Regions from separate parts of the Mus musculus genome. Here region 1 is linked to region 2. Evidence: chromatin loops called from intact Hi-C (ENCODE). Cell type or tissue: gastrocnemius. All regions are shown on one strand.

Region 1 (8,000 bases), 93 kb after region 2:
CACAGGAACAGTACAGTTGGAGATGACCACACACATGAACACATGTCCTTCTCTTGGGTAAACACTACCTTCCAGATTCTTATAGAGCTCTCCAGCCTGAAGGACATTGGTTTCTGATTCACCCGTTATCACCACACTGTCTTCCTCTACTCGTCAGGTGCACTGCTCTCTTGCAAGTCTTTGCAATACTGTAGGACAAAAACCTTGAGGTCCCCTCTAAATGAAAAGTGCCCCTGTAGCCTTTGGCTTCAGCGACCTGCTGGACCCATACCCCTTACCCCTAGGGCCAGTGCCACCTTTAAATGACAAGAGCTCATTTTTGAAGCCTTCCACCTCCTAAATTTAGAACCATAGATTAAATCCAAATAAGTGGTTAGTTACATAACTTCACATCCCTCTTCATGGCCCCCTCCCCTTGGAATAATCAGCCTTAATCAGCTAACAATGAGGCCCTGGATGTAGCCCCAATCCCCCTGAGAAGCTATTAAGCTTATGTAAGGAGTGACATTGGCCTGGTGTGCTAGGAAGCTTTACAACACATCATCTGTCATCCTATCGTCCCCCTCTCTGTTTGTCCTGATCCATACACACACACACACACACACACACACACACACACACACACACACACACACACCCCGCCTCTCACATGTCTATCAGAATGCTAAAGCTGCTTAGCTAGCCTGGGCTTGAGCACAGGCAAGCTGAGAGAAGGCTGTACTCATCAGAAGGTTCAAATGTATCACCTAAAAATAAAACCCCTAAATCGGTAGCGACAGCACACCCTGGGAGGAAGGGAACTTTCTGCCATAGACCCACTGATGGAAGTGAATAGGGAGGGGCAAGGAGGGAGACTTAAGAGGAAAAGTTTCTTAGCACTGCTCAGTGATGAAATGGGCAGTGAGAGAGAGCTCCCCATTGCTGGGGGTGAGGAAACTAAGACTTTGTGCACTGAGCAGAGATTGAGTAGTGGTGTTTATCCATGGTATGTGCTAAGAACTGTGTTCTGTGGCTGCTGATGGAGAAGGAAAAAGGGTTGCCCCTCAAATGTCCAATGAGGAGTTCTGGACACACAGAAGGGGCTCTGAGGCTCAGCGAGAGTTATCTTGATTGACTAGTAATGTCTGCCATGGTCGCAGAAAACAGTAGAAGAGATGTTATTAGTGCTCTATCTTGTCATTTATCCCTTGTAAGCAAGGAAGCCGGCATTCACAACAGGTTTCCAGTTGGTAGGTGACAGAACCAAATACGGACACAGGCTGTTTGGCTTCAAAGTCTGTTGTGGCCACTACTCCATGATGTCAAGAAAGGCCTTGAGGCTCAATATGTAACCACCAGGCAGGAAGCAGGATCCCTCCTCTTCTAATGCTATGGAGGTTTGTCGTCTCTTAGTTTTGGCTTTAAAGCTGTGCAGGCTGCTCCAGTGTGAGGAACCAGACTTTGTTCAGAACCTCCAATAATCCATCTCCCATCTCTGACTCCGGTCCTGAGAAGATAATGTGAGTGATCCTTCCTATAACACAAAAGCAGAATCTAATGAAACCAAACATGGGCTCCCCTCTTCCTCCCTTCCTGGGCATGGAGGTGTACCAGAACCCTGCCAGAGAGCCCACTCTACAGCACATGGCCATCAGCTACAGACAGCGGCATGATACCTTACACGAACACCCCATTCTTGAGTAGCACATCTGTGGTCAACTGTCATCCTAGTTTCACCGCTGTCGTCTGCTGGTCCCTATTCAATGGCTTCTCATGCCCTCTTATAAGTCATTCGTCCTTCCCTCACAGAGCCTGCTCCCTTTAGCCCTATTGCTCAGCCTCCCTGTCTCCAATTTCCCCCAGGGGAGATCTCACTCCTTCTCTCAGCTGAGGAACACAGTTGCCAGAAGAGAGAGATTTCACAAAGGCCACGCTTAAATCCAAACACAAAAGTTCTCCAATCAAATGTGGCTTGGGGCTGTCCCACCCTCCCTCTTCCTTTTTGTAAGCACAGGGACAGTAGGGTAACAAAGCAAGTTGGGCTCATTGAGGCCACTCGGAGCTTGGCCCAGACCCTGGAGCTGGGGGATCCAAAGGCAAGGCTGCTTTTGTATGGTGCCAGTTGGTACCTTGTTGTGCAAGGCTGGGGGGAGGGGCCAGGGCTGCTGAGGCTGGGAAAGGAGGTTGGGTGTCTCCTGCCCACCGAAAGTTAAACTTGGATGGGCCTCAAAGCAGACAAAGAGGCTTCCTGACGCCACAGAAGTGCCTCCTCCTTTAAAATTAACCCCCACAGCTCACCCTCTCACAGAGATAAGTAAGGAGGCAAACTTCTGGCTGCAAAAGGTGGACCCTGAACAGCCACTACTTCCGGAGTGGACTTGAGCCTTTCTTCGCAGCCCATTAACTGAAGCTGCCTGGAAAATCACAGAGGCCAGTCATCTCCAAATTCTTGGCATCAGATCTCATTGCGCAAACAAAATCTTTCTTGAAAACTCGGTTCATTGAAACAGAAAAGCTCACAAGGTGTCCAGGTGGGATGAGCCTGGGACCCATCTAAGATGCTAGAGGAGTGACAGAGGATTCCTGAGTTTCCCTCAGGATGGGGGTTCCTGGTATCTTGATTCTCTGAGAGCCACCAGCCCAAGCAAGGGTTAAGAGGGGCTGGAAGTGCCTGCCGACAGCCTAGGATACTGTGATTGTCACATCTATTTCTGTCACCTGTTTGCCTCCCTGAGCCCCGTGTCGCCACAGCTGACATTTAAATGAGTTTGCATTTGTGGATCCCACACCAACTGGTGCTGTCTGTGGGTGCTGTGGGGTACTGAGTACGGAGGGCTTCAAACCAGACAGATGGAAGGGAGTGGCTTCGGGGATTAGGATGGTGTGATCCCAGACCATCAGCACTGGCCGGAAGCATCTGAAGTGCCTTAAAGACACAAACCAAGGTGCTGAAGAATGCTAGGAGTGGGCAGACCTGTTCCAGGCACTCTTCCTTTGTGCTGTGTGGCTTCAGTCAAGTCTTACCCTCTCTGTTTTCATCATGAGGACCACTGTTTCCCTAATCACCAAGTGTGTTGTACACACCATGGCCTTAGACTGTATCACCTCCTAGGGAAACTGTTTCTAGTCTGCCTCCCTTGGACTTTTTCTTCTGGCCACTTACCAGGCTGGGGGGACTGGCTGGGGGTGGGGAGCACAGGGCAGTGCCAGGTATCCTGCTGTGACAAACCCTGAGACGTCACTTTGATGCTTTAATAGAACGTCTGTAAAGTATGTTGGTTTCTAATGCACAATCATGTTTTATTTCTGCAGAGCAATTTCTGTGCCCTTCCCCCTGGTGATATCAGTCAGGTCATCTGAACTAACAGAGTTAAAGCACCCCCCCAACCCCCCCCCCCCACACACACAATTTAACACAAGTATGCCATGCGTGGAGTATGGGTCTCAAATGTGTGAAGCTAGGGAAGATGGCTGGCCGATTGCTGACATGGTGGGGCTCCTTAGCCCCAGCCTTGGAGAGGGTCCCATGGAGGCTCATGATGATTCAGAACTGCTTGCCATCAGACGAGCATCGTAGGCAGGGGTTTAAGGGCCTGTTGGGTTGCTGGGAACTGTTCTGTGGAACTGTAACTTAGTCTGGAAGGTCGAGGGTAGATGAGAAGCCACTTCTGAGGGATTCCACAGAGCACTTGGCTTTCTAGTGTCACAGTGGGCATGTTTCCCACTAACGCCTGCAATGCTCTTGCCAGACAAGACCCTTCCCTCCAGCATTCAAGCCTGTGTGTGTGTTAGTAGCCTCCAACCCCACATGGCCTTGTGGTATTCCAATACCTTGTGGTATTGTGGGCTAGGTCCCAGAGTGGCTGCCTGACTTCAGCTTGATAGCTGGGGCCTCATTGGAAGGGGGACAGGTAGTTCTTGGAGTGGAAATCTCATGTGCTTAGGGTGTAGACGCTCAAGGACCCACAGACAATGTTGCCATGGTGAAGCAGGCTTTCCCAACCTGTGACTCAAGAGGCAAAGTCCCAGGATCACCCAGGCCTGGGTCATGTGAGCCAGAAGAAAGCAGGGTAACTTGATTGACAGCTTTGACCCTAGACTCATCAAAGAGCGTCAGTGCTCCCCCAAAGAAAATTTGGAATGTCTTTTTTCAAAAAAGGAGTGAAGGCTGCCGGGTAGGAACGGAATGCAGACAGGGCCTGCTGTACCTTCTTGCCTATTTTTGCTGTAGTTTCTGTAAACAGGGGCAAGAATGGACGGGCCCTTTGAGGGAATGATATCATATGTGTGAGGGCCTGGCTCTTAACACTAACACTCTGTAAATGCCAGCAATTTAAAAAGTTTTCCCTTCCTCCTTTTCTTTTTTTCTTTCTTTCTAATTAAGGACACTAAGTCAAAAAGTGTCTTTTGGCTAAGTGTGCCTAGCAGATGTCACAAGCACCTTTGGTCCCACCCACAGAGGTCATCTGGGTGGCAGATGAGGGTTCAGATCTCAGAACCAGGACTGAGATATGCAGTAGAGATGGCTAGCATGGATTGAGTGCCTGCTGTATACTGATCCTAGACCCTGCTTCCGCAGGCCACTCTGTTTAGTCTCAGGAGTTAGATGCTGTTGTGAGAAGCCTCACCTGTCACCGAGGAAACACAGGCAGGGCATGATAAATGTCCCGTGTGACCTAGATAGGATTCACAGCTGTAAGTGATGGAGCTGAGCTTATCTAGCACGAGATAAAAAGGAATGTTCTAGATCTTCAAGAGTCTCCTGGGGTCCTTATGGAAGGTTCAAGATCCAAGCATGAGCTGGGAGTGTTAACTGAGACTGGCTTTTTGCCATTGCTGGACTATGAAGCTTCTGTCACAGCGGTGTCTATTGTCCCCCTGGCCCAGTACTTCTGCATCTGTCATGACATACTTAACACTTCACGAGTCACGGTTCAGCAAGAAGGGGAGAGGGGAGCAGAATAGACAGCTAACGGGGTTTCTATAACCTCTGAACATCAGCCTTTCCAGAGAGAATTGTATCGGATAGCTCTGTTACAGTCATACTATGTAACAAGCCACCCCGAAGCTTACCAGCAGCCTTTCCAGAGAGAATTGTATCCGATAGCTCTGTTACAGTCATACTATGTAACAAGCCACCCCAAGCTTACCGGCATTTAGGCTAGGCTAGGAACTGTGGAAGTCTGTTTCTTGGGTCTCTCATGTTCCTGACACAGGGCTGGTAAAGGCAGAAGCAGGCCAGTGAAGGCACTCGCTGGATCTAAGAAGGTAAGAACTTACAGATACTTGTTGATTGAGTACTGGTCAACGAGCAGATCTTAGTCCTATGACTCAAGGTCCGGCATAAGCGTCCCTCTGGGTCCCTGGAGATCTTGGCTCCTTTTATCTTTTCACTCCCTCCAGAATGGCTTTGTAGTTTCCGGCTTTGCTATTCTCTGTAACATTCATTCTGGAAGCATCCATGGGATTCCCATCCTCAATCTCCCCCAGAGAAGCTTTCTTGTTCTGGGCTGAGGCATGTCTCTGACTCTCATGCTCAAGTCTTGACTTCTGAGACCTCAGTGGGAACCATTTTTAAAGCTGTCTCCCGCAGCTCAGGCTGGCCTTGAACTCTTGCTCTAACTTATGTTTACCCTGAATAGCTCTGAGTACTCCTTCTTCCATTCCCAGTGCTAGGATCACAGGTAGCCATTGCTCCTGGCTCTTGTAAACAGGGTCTGATAGCTGTGACAGAGTAATTAATTAATTAATTAATTGCACATAGTATGTCATAGCTGTCTTCAGACACACCAGAAGAGAGCATCAGATCCCATTGCAGATGGTTGTGAGCCACCATATGGTTGCTGGGAATTGAACTCAGGACCTCTGGAAGAGCAGTCAATGCTCTTAACAACTGACCCATCTCTTCAGCCCCTTATTTCTCTTTTTTGAGACAGGGTAGGGCTTTCTTCCTTCCTTTCTTTCTTTCTTTCTTTCTTTCTTTCTTTCTTTCTTTCTTTCTTTCTTTCTTTCTTTCTCCCTTCCTTCCTTCCTTTCTTTCTTTCTCCCTTCCTTCCTTTCTTTCTTTCTCCCTTCCTTCCTTCCTTTCTTTCTCCCTCCCTCCCTCCCTCCCTCCCTCTCTTTCTTTCTTTCTTTCTTTCTTTCTTTCTTTCTTTCTTTCTTTCTTTCTTCTCCTCTTCTTCCTCTTCCTCCTCCTCTTTTTCTTTTTCTTCTTCATTGTTTGGGGTTTTTTTTGGGTGTTTTGTTTTGTTTTGTTTTGTTTTGTTTTGCTTTGCTTCAGACAAGGTTTCACTGTGTAGCCCTAGCTGACCTAGAACTCGCTATGTGGTTGGCCTCAAACTCACAGAGATTTGCCTGCCACTACCTGTGGAGTGCTGGGACTAAAGGTGTGTGTCACCACAGCCTGACAGCTGTGACAAATCTAAAAAGGCTGAGCATGACCCAGGATGACTAGGGCAGATACTTCAAGGTTTCAGAGAGCACTGCACCTTTTGCCAGGAGGTAGAGATCTTAGAAGAGGGTACATTTGAAAATCAAACATTTCTGTCGTCTCCACCATTGTTCTTTAAAGGCCCAGAATTACAACTAATTCACAATAGGTACTCAGTAAATATTGCTTTTAAAAAAAAGGTTCTACATATCTATCACCTAGACAACCTCATTCATGATGAACAGCTAAAAAGCAAATCAAGTCCCAACTAAATAAACTTCACCAGGAAGTTGTGAGGGCTGACCCTGATTCAGCCTAAAGAACTGGGCAGTTCATGCGAATCCTTAAGGGACCAACTGGACTCTCCTGCAGAGCCATCTCTTAGAGCTGTACCTGGGAACACGAATGGGGTGAAGAACTGGAAAAGCATTTCTACAACCTCCTACTTTCCAAGCGAAAGGAATGAGTGATGTAGGAGAGACAACACTCACAGGGAAAAGAGAGAGATTGAGGGGAGAGGAGCCCGAGAAACAGGACAGGAGATGGGCACTGTCTGGCAGGGTGTCAGCAGCTATGGGGGAAGGGAACTTGAGTTTTCAGTCTTTAAGCCTGTTAAAACAAACAACAGACCGAGTAACAGGAGAAGAGGCATGTACATCAGTTACCAGGAAATACACACAGGAGCCAAACACAGTCTGAAAAGCAGAGAAGGAGCCTCCTCCCACGGCTGCAGGTACCTGTGCAGGGAGAGAGTCAGGCTAGGAGCTAAGCCTGCAGATCAGTGGCTGGACAGATAGCCCCTGGGCTGGAAGCTTGGTGCTTTGTTTTAAGGCTCTTCCTTTGTGATCTTCTGACAGGAGTCTCATCTTGCTGATGACATCTAGTGACATTGCCTTGAAAACAAGGTGGCTGAGCTACTGTGTAGTCCATACTGTCTCCAGGCAGTAGCTGAGGTGGGTGTCCTCCTCTGTGCTGGGTCCCATCTCTAGGCAGGTTCAGGAACTGCAGGAAAACCCCTTCTGTCTCATTGAGATGTCACCTAGTGATGCCAAAGCCTAGGCTACCACCTGCCAGGAATTCTCCAGGACTTCAAGTACATATGCAGCCCATGGCTGTCGGTTTCTGACTGTACCATATCCTGTCTCCACCCATCCTTGGCTTCCCTCAGACAGGCCCTGCTTGTGACATGGAAGCAGACACCCAGGCAGGAAGTGGTTGGTGGGCTTGCCCTCAGGGTCAGAACACTGGGGCAGCAGACATGGCAGCCAGAGATCCCATGACAATGTGAAGCTCTCTGGTGAATATCTGAACATCTTGGAGTTGCGACAGACTCTTGAAGGTCAAGAGGAAGTCTAGCCAGGCGAGAGTCCAGTGGGAGCTGGGGCCATGGAGAGGAATGCTGTGAGACCTCCTAAGGATGGGGGGAATAAAAAGCTGGGCCTTGGACAGCACTCATATGTGCTTCATTCATTCATTCATTCATTCATTCATTCATAAGAGAAGGTCTCATATATTAGGCTGGCCTCTATCTCCCTATGGGGCTGCGATTGGCCTTGATTCCCCTGCCTATATTTCCCATGTGCTGGGATTA
Region 2 (8,000 bases):
GAATGGGCTGTTCCCCCAGCCCTGAGCCTCCAGATTCTACCAAGCAGATGTGGATACAGAGGGGGTTAGAAAGTCAGGAAGGCTGACCACAACAGAGCTACAGGCAGTACCAGGGTATCCCCAAAGGACAAAAGCTCTCTCCGGACAGCACCATGGCCCTTGCCACATACCACAGTGACCTGAGACCTCGTGACACCCTCTAATCAGCAGCTCTAGAGCCGAGCCCGGCTTTACAGCTTACCACAAGCTTATTCAGCCTCATCTCCCTCAATCCCTTCAAGGACAAGGCGAGGCTGGCCTTAGCGTCCTTGTCGCCTGGACAGCCAAGCCCAAGCTAAGAGAACTACCCAAGGTCACCATTAAGAGGAACACAGTCTTTCTGGGGACAAGAAGACTCTTGGATCCCCAGTTGACATATCCAATGGGTAGTATGCCCCACCCATTTTACAGATGAAGAGACTGAGGACAAGAAATACTGCCCAAGGTTAACTGAGTGGCTGAACCAAGGCCTAAGACAACCTCCAACCATCTGCCAATACCATCCTATTGTGGGTTCTCAGCTGGTGCCTAGGTCCCCCTCCAGCCACCCACCATCATCTTGCTAAAACACCTCCCTCTCACCCCCCACTCCCCGATGACTCCCTGGTAGAGAGGGAGGCAGGCAGGCCGTTGCTAAGCACTCACCAGCTCTCTCATAAAAATAAACTCCTTCTGGCTTAGAGACTCTGAGTGAGATCCCCTCCCTACCAGCAACAAAAAAAAAATTTTTTTTTTCTTTTAATTTAAAAAAGATCTCTATGACATTTATTTGAAAGCTAGCTGTGCCAAATCGGAGGCCAATTTACTGACATCCAATTGGAGCCACGTGCTACCAATCCGCAGTCCGAGGACCCTCCGGGTCAAGCGCCTGGCCAGTCTTTGAGATGATTTATTTCCCCAGGCAGGAAATGGGGGCCCAGGCTGTCTCCCAAGCCTTTGGGGCTGGTCCTAGGGAAGGCAGGGATCTGGCAGAGGCCAGGCAGTGACCAAAATAGCCAGGTCGGTGGCCCTGCTGAGCACACGCCTCCCTTGCCGCCAGGCTACAGCCTAGGTTGAGGCTTTGGGACTGTAGGATCTGTTCCTGAGACTGGTTCCTTGTGTGGCTTCCCCAGTGGGAGCAGACCAGAACCTCCCACCCAAAAGAGGAACCCATAAAGTGAAGGGGAGCAGTCTAGAGGAAGATGTGTTCAGCTGGTGCTACCCATTGCCCCTGGCTGTCGTTTCGGGCCTCAGCCCTGCTACTCAAGCCTGGGAGCGACTGTCACACCTGCGTGCCACACCCAGGCAGCACCTGGAGCCATACCGCCCTTTTACCTCTCCTAAATACTACGAAGAACCAAAGATGTCCATTGGGCCCACTGGGCACAAGGGATGGCCTCTCGGGTACAGCTAGAAGACACTAGACTTGCCCCCAACCACAGATCCAGGGATCCAGGCACATTCGGGCACACACACGTGCACACGGCCAGGGTTCCGGAGACACAGCCACACGTACAGGTTCACATAGGCAAGATGTGTGTGTGTGTGTGTGTGTGTGTGTGTGTGTGTGTATCAGAAGACAGAGCCACACGGCCACACTACACTCAGGTAAGGCAGCCCCGGACATAGCCCTGGTCATATCACACACCCCGGGGCGCACATGTACACGGCTGCCTAGGGTGGAGAAACAGCCACTCTCAGAAACAGAGACATCCAGGGACAAGGAGGCACCCCGTGGGACACACACACACACACACACACACACACACACACACACACACCTGCCGCCGCACCAGCAGCCCCAGCCCCTTCGCCAGGGAAACAATAACTCCCTCTCCAGCAGAGCTGAACAGGAGACCCTCAGTCCCTCCCTCAGGGGTGAAGGGGATGAAAGAGCGCGGGGAGGCCAGACCCGCAGGGACCCGGTGAGGTGGCGGAGCGCGGCCCGGGGAGGGGGCTGCAGTCGCGGCCCACACGCCCTGGGTACCTGGGTGGCTAAGCCCACAGCGGATGGCCCGGGGCTGGCGAGGCTGGCGGGACTGGCGGCGATCGCGGCGTTGGCGGCTGGGCACGGGAGCTCGGCAGCAACCAGGTCCCGGAGCACGACGCTGGCGGCGGCGCGGAGGAAGCGGTAATTTATAAGCGGCTTCTCCCTGACCTCGCGTGTCTGTTGTCTGAACAGGCAGCTCTCCGCATCACCCATCCTGCTGGGTGGAAAAATACCAGCTTGGCCGGGCCTGGGCGGGGCCTAGGGAGGGGCCTGGTCTGTCGGCCACGCCCACACACGGGGCGCGCGCGCGCGCGCGCACACACACACACACACACACACACACACACACACACGCACGCACGCGCGCACGAGCTCGGACACACAAAGAGCCGGAGCTCGCCTCGTCGAGCGCGCGCACCCATCCTCATGCTCCATCCAAACGCTGGTGGCTAATGGCACTGCTCAGGCCTCTCATGCAGGCGATGAGGAGTTAGAGACCCAGACCCCTGGCTCATCTCCTGTCCTGATATTACCACACCACAACGCTCTCTAACACACCCACCTAGGTCTGTGGACGAGGCCTGTGGCTGCCGCAGCAGCTAGATCCCTACCAGAATCTGCTCCTCCCCCATTGCCCCGAGTCCTCTCAGGGCCAGTGTGCAGCTCTGCAAGCCTGGCTGAGCTGCCGTGGAAGTGATAATGGAGGCCAAGTCCCCCACCCCCACCCCCACCCCCACCCCTGGCCCACATGAGGCTGTGTTTTCGAAGCGCCCCGACTTCGTCGTGGCTGTGTGACATCAGGCAAGTTCCCCAGACCTTCTGTGTCTTAGTTTCCTCATCTGTAAAACGGAAATAAAAATAGTGGAACTCATCACTTCTGGCTGCTGGGAGGGTCCAAGGTTAACAGTGTAAAGAGTCTGAACAGGACACCAGGCACCTAGGAAGTGCCAAACGAGTGTCAGCAAATGTGACTATTTTTAAATGGAGATGGGGAGTGTGCCATTATTCTTGTCCTTATTTGAATGAGCATGTCCTCCATCTGATTGTACACACCCACAGCCTGGCTGAGCCTGAGGTGGCGCTGTGTGACCTTCAGTAAGGCCTTCCCCCTCTCTGCTTGCCCACTTCCTTTTCTTTCTTCTCCACTCTCTCTGCACATAAGTGTCAATTATGTAGCATGGCTATCCTGTCTCTTAAACTGGGAATGGTAGCCCCAGACCTGACCAGCCTGAATCCATTGTCCTAGGCTGGCATAAGACACCAAGAAGCAAAATAAGGTGGTGGTGTGACTCAAGCCTTTAATCCCAGCGCTGGGAGGCAGAGACAGGCAGATCTCTGAGTTCAAGGCCAATCTGGTTTACAGAGTGAGTTCCACTAAGGCTGCACAGAGAAAACCCGTCTTAAAAAAAAAAAATCCAGACTCACATTTCATTACCCACAGCACAAAGGGCTGAGACCAGGGGGTAGGTCAGAGAGTAGGAAAGTGGCTGTTTTGAACCCAGAGCAGACTTCAGGAAGCCCAGAGCCTTTGGGCAGACAGAAGGGTGGGGGTGGGGAACAGAGGAAGCAAGGGCTGTAAGGCTGCAAAAGCCTGCAGGCATGGTGTCACAGGACTCTACAAAGAGTCAGGGCAGGGGAGGCCACAGAGGCCTGGCAGGCCCAGGGATTCAATTCGGAAAGCCTGGGCAGGCCTGAGCCTAAGAATGATCGACACAGTATCACACAAGGGATGACTGGGAAGAATGGGAGGAGGTGGCTCAGGCCTTCATCAGTCTCCCCTTCTGTAATGTCAACTCGGTGAGATCTGGTCCTCGAACTCCCATCAAGTACACAAAGCATCACAGGCCTGGTGCACAGAAAGTGCTCAGCTACACTTGCATTTATTTATGTATGTGTATGTAAGTGTGTATGTATTATATTTTGAGATAGGGATGGCACTACATTGCCTGGCCTGGTCCCAAATTGTTGGGTTCCAAGTCACCTTCCTACTGCAGAGCCCTTGGGTAGCTGGGGTCATAGCTGAGTGACATCTGGGTCACTGCAACTACTATATTTATTTAGTTAGTTTCCTTTCTTCAGCATTTTCCCGGCTGGTAGAATTCACTTCATGTAAACAAGGCCAACCCGCCCCTCCCCAGAGCATCCCTGGGAGCTCAGCACTGCTAGTTCTCCCACTTTACAGAAGGGAAAACTGAGCCACAGAGAAAATAGCTGGCCTGGGGGACGCTTGGCCAGTGAGTCACAGGGCTGGAATCTAAACCTAGACCATCTGTTTGTTTCCAGGGGAGCTTTGGAAGAACCCAGCCCCAGGCTGTGGGTGCAGCAGATCAGTCAGGCATGGAGTATGAACTTAACATGTGAGAGGCCATGGACTGTCAGAGCGGTCAGAAGTCTCAAGCAGGGCAGCCTGAACTGAATCCAGCCCCAGATGTTCTGCTGCTTGGCCTGTGGTGGGCTCCATCCATCGTGATTTGAGTTCATTGCCAGGAATCAAAATTGATATATGAATGCATGTACCCTCACCTGCTCAGCTGCTTAGGCAAGATTGCCTAGCCTAGGAGTCTAGAGGTGGCCTGACAACATAGAGACACTGAGTCTCTTTAAAAAAAAATAATTTCAGGCTGTTGGGTGGTAGTGCATTCCTTTAATCCACTTGGGAGGTAGAGGCAGGTAGATCTCTTGAGTTCCAGGCTAGCCTGGTCTAGAGAGCAATTCCAGGACTACACAGAGAAACCTTGTTTCAAAAAACAAAAATAGATAATAATCATTATTAATAGTGTTATATAATAATTGTTATAATTATATGTTATAATATAATTATAAAATAATACTATATAATAATGATATTCTTATTACTGTTATTTTGATCTGGGCATGGTAGTATTCACCTTTAAACCTAGAGGGCAGAGGAAGGTGAATCTCTGTGAACTTAAGGTCATCCTGGTGACAGTGAATTTCGGAGTAGCCAGGACTACATAGTAAGAGCCTGTCTCAAATAATTTGCTCAAACACAATGGCACATACCTGTAATCCAAGCATCTAGGAGATAGAGGATGTGGAGTTCAAGTCCAGCCTTGGAGACAGAGAGTATGAGACCAGTCTTGGCTACACAAGACTCTGTGTCAAACAATTTAAAAATAAAATAAAATAAAATAAGTAGGGGGCCAGTGAGATAGAACAACAGAGCTCCAATTGCTCATGCAGAAGGCCAGAGTTTAGTTCCCAGGACCCACAGCAAGCAGCTCACAGTCACCTTTTAATTCCAGCCTCAAGGGATCTGATGCTTTCTTCTGGACTCTGAGAACACCTGAATGTACATACCTACATACACACACACAAACGCACACGCGCACACACACACACACACACACACACACAGGGGGGGGGGGGGCAGCAGACAGACAGACAGAGACAGAGAAACAGAGAGACAAACACAGAGACAGAGAGGCAGGCAGGCAGGCAGGCAGGCAGACAGTCAAGATAGACAGACAAAGAGACAGACACACAGAGAGAGTATTTAAAGGCTGGGGCAGGAGGGTTGGCTGAAGTTTAATAACATCCTGTCTCAAAAACAAACCAAGGAGGGCCAGCAAGGATGGCTCAGCAGGCAAAGGTAATTTCTGCAAAGGAGATCCAACCTGAGCTGCAGAACCTGTATGATAGAAGGAGAGAGCCAACTCTGACCTCTACATACATTGTGGTACCCACGTGCACATTAGTGAACGAACGAATGAATGAATGAATGTAAAAAAAAGTTTAAAAGAGGAAATTTTGGGTTCTCTTGAAAATTGTCAGAATGAGCCCCTTGCTCAGCCACAAATATCTAGCACTGAAGAGTACGCTCCCACGGTGGAACGAGACCCCTCCAGAGAGATATCATAGCACTCCTTGGTTTGTAAATGTCTCCATGTCACTAGCTGGTCCTGAAGGAGGCTTAGCTGAGACCCAGGCCAGAGATGGGAGCTGGAAGATTCAGAGAGAACTGTTGGGCACACAGGGCACCAAAACCATTGGCACTTAGAAGGTCCTTCAAGGAAAGGCAGGCAGAAGTTCCTTCCACGAGCCAATATTGGCTGACATTCCAATGGGACTAATTTCTCATTTCAGAAATGAGAAATCAATGTCCAGGCAGAGCTCCTGGGGAACGTGTGCAGGGTAATGCCCAGGTTCCAGGCTTTTGGTCCGTGGCTATTACTGCGTGCAGTGAATGGGATTTGTAAAATGCCACTGAGACTACATTATTCAGCAGCTCTCAGTAGTGACATCAAATCGATCAGGGCTTTGAACAAAACCTCCCGACCCTGCCAGAGAATCTCCTGCCCTATCTGTCAGGTCACCAAGAGTAGCCACAATGCCGAGGGAGGCACAGCACATGCTGGGCCATCTGGCTAGCTTTGGAAGTCCACTTGGCACCAACTCTGCAAAGGATCGAGGATCTTCTTGGCCAGCCTCATAGAATTCAGAGTACCATGCCCCAGTATAACCCTGAAGAGACAAACAGGGCTATTAGGCCGTGTGTGGGTGGTCCTCTTCTCAGTCACATCACTGTGTCCTAGAGATACTTCTTCAGTATGTTCATATGCCCAGCAATGTACCAGTGGTCACATCATAAAACCTGATCAGAATACCCTGGCTCTCAGGAATCTTCCTCTTGCCTGCTTGCAAATCCTAGATTCATCTATCCTTGGGCTGTGTGACCTACAATGAAGAACACAACAACTTTGTACTTCATTGTCCTAATCTATACAGGCAGACTAAACAAAACACCAGTGTGCACCCACCCCACCCCCGCCGTGTGGATCCAGTGGAGATGATTCATGGGAAGCGATGAATAGGGTCTCTGGCACAGTCCACCACTGGGCATGTGGAAGTGCTCCTCCTACCCATATGCCCCGGGTGCCTGGGGCCTTTCTACTTCTGAGCCTTCTCTCACAGTTTCTTCCCCCACCCAATGCATGTTGCCCACTAGCCAGCTGCAGCCTGAGACTCAGCCAAAGCTGGAGCCCCAAGCAGGAAGCACCCAAGAGGCTGGCTCCCTAGCAATGCCCAGCATGCGGCCAGCGCAGAGGATCATGGGAACCCATTGCCGGATGTGGTCTTGGGGAGGTAAGTCCCCGAGCCCCACTTCCTCCTCTCTCCGAGGGAGCAGACTGCTCCAGAGTCAGGGAGGGAATGCATCGAGGATAGAGGCAAAACTGTAGGGAAACCAGCAAGCAAGCGCACACTGCTGCGTGGCCAAGCCAGCTCCCTGGGGGTGACTGCAGGAGCCTCCTTCTTTCTGGTCTTCTCCTACCCTAGCCCATCGCCACTCCCCGCGAAGAACATAGGAGGGCACCACCGCCGTAGAAAACAGCTTGGCAGTTCTAGATAAGGTTAGAAATTTCTAGTCAGGCTGAACATTTGGCCTCTGAACTAACAACCCCACGCCCAGGTATTGCCGTGTGGAATTCTACCCCCTTGTGCAAGAATGAATGGCTGCACAATTCATGGCAGCTAAAAATGGAAACAGCCTGGTTGTATCAACAGGAAAATAGAAACTGAGTGATTGCAGCTCTAGCAAAAGGACTCCTGGGATGCGCAGAACCACGAGGGAGCTCTGAACACTCTGGGTGAAAGAAGCCAGACTCCCTGTGGTTTCATTTATATGGAAAAATCAAGACAGAATTGGAGAGCCAGGGCTACCTGAGGGGAAGGGAGAGGCAAAGCCCCTGGAGAACCCTGGGAAGGATGGGTTCTACAGCCTGACCCGACAAGGACACACAAGAGTCTATGTATGGACATCTGAATACTTTTTGCAGGGGTCAGTACCCAGGTCTTTGATTCTGTAGTCCCTACTCCCACCCTATTCTTTCTCTCAGCCAGCTATGGATCACAATATTTAGCCAAGGGGCTGGAGAGATGTTTCCATGGTTAAGAGAGAATATTGCTCTTGCAGAGAACCAGAGTTCAGCTCCCATGCCCACATCTAGGGACTCACGTGGATCTGTAACTA

Evidence for each region. Hi-C counts contacts between places; a loop is a spot of excess contacts. Peaks named below come from ENCODE experiments on the same cell type or tissue, not always from the same donor. Only the 100,000 strongest peaks of a DNase experiment are listed, where the experiment ranks them.
Region 1: a loop joins it to region 2, with 2.3 times the contacts of the local background. A loop is called at or near these places in 7 of 42 quality-filtered maps.

The regions. Positions count from the first base shown.
Region 1 is chr6:91,585,359-91,593,358 of GRCm38, reverse strand. No RefSeq gene overlaps it. Among named protein-coding and RNA genes, the nearest start is that of Gm40387, 71 kb to the left of the region's middle. In gastrocnemius, no CTCF peak of the experiment used is centred here; DNase peaks (open chromatin) are centred at 2,129, 2,821, 3,162 and 4,782; H3K4me3 peaks cover 926 bases; H3K27ac peaks cover 4,306 bases.
Region 2 is chr6:91,678,314-91,686,313 of GRCm38, reverse strand. It overlaps Slc6a6 (solute carrier family 6 (neurotransmitter transporter, taurine), member 6), which reads right to left and starts at 2,247. Exons shown (of 15, transcript NM_009320.4): 1 at 2,006-2,247. It overlaps Gm40387 (a long non-coding RNA gene), which reads right to left. Exons shown (of 3, transcript XR_869270.2): 3 at 5,565-6,706. Gm30628 (a long non-coding RNA gene) reads left to right here and starts at 6,622. Exons shown (of 3, transcript XR_377873.3): 1 at 6,622-7,114. In gastrocnemius, CTCF peaks have their summits at 1,097 and 3,084; DNase peaks (open chromatin) are centred at 979, 2,290, 6,380, 6,957 and 1 more place; H3K4me3 peaks cover 3,467 bases; H3K27ac peaks cover 5,483 bases.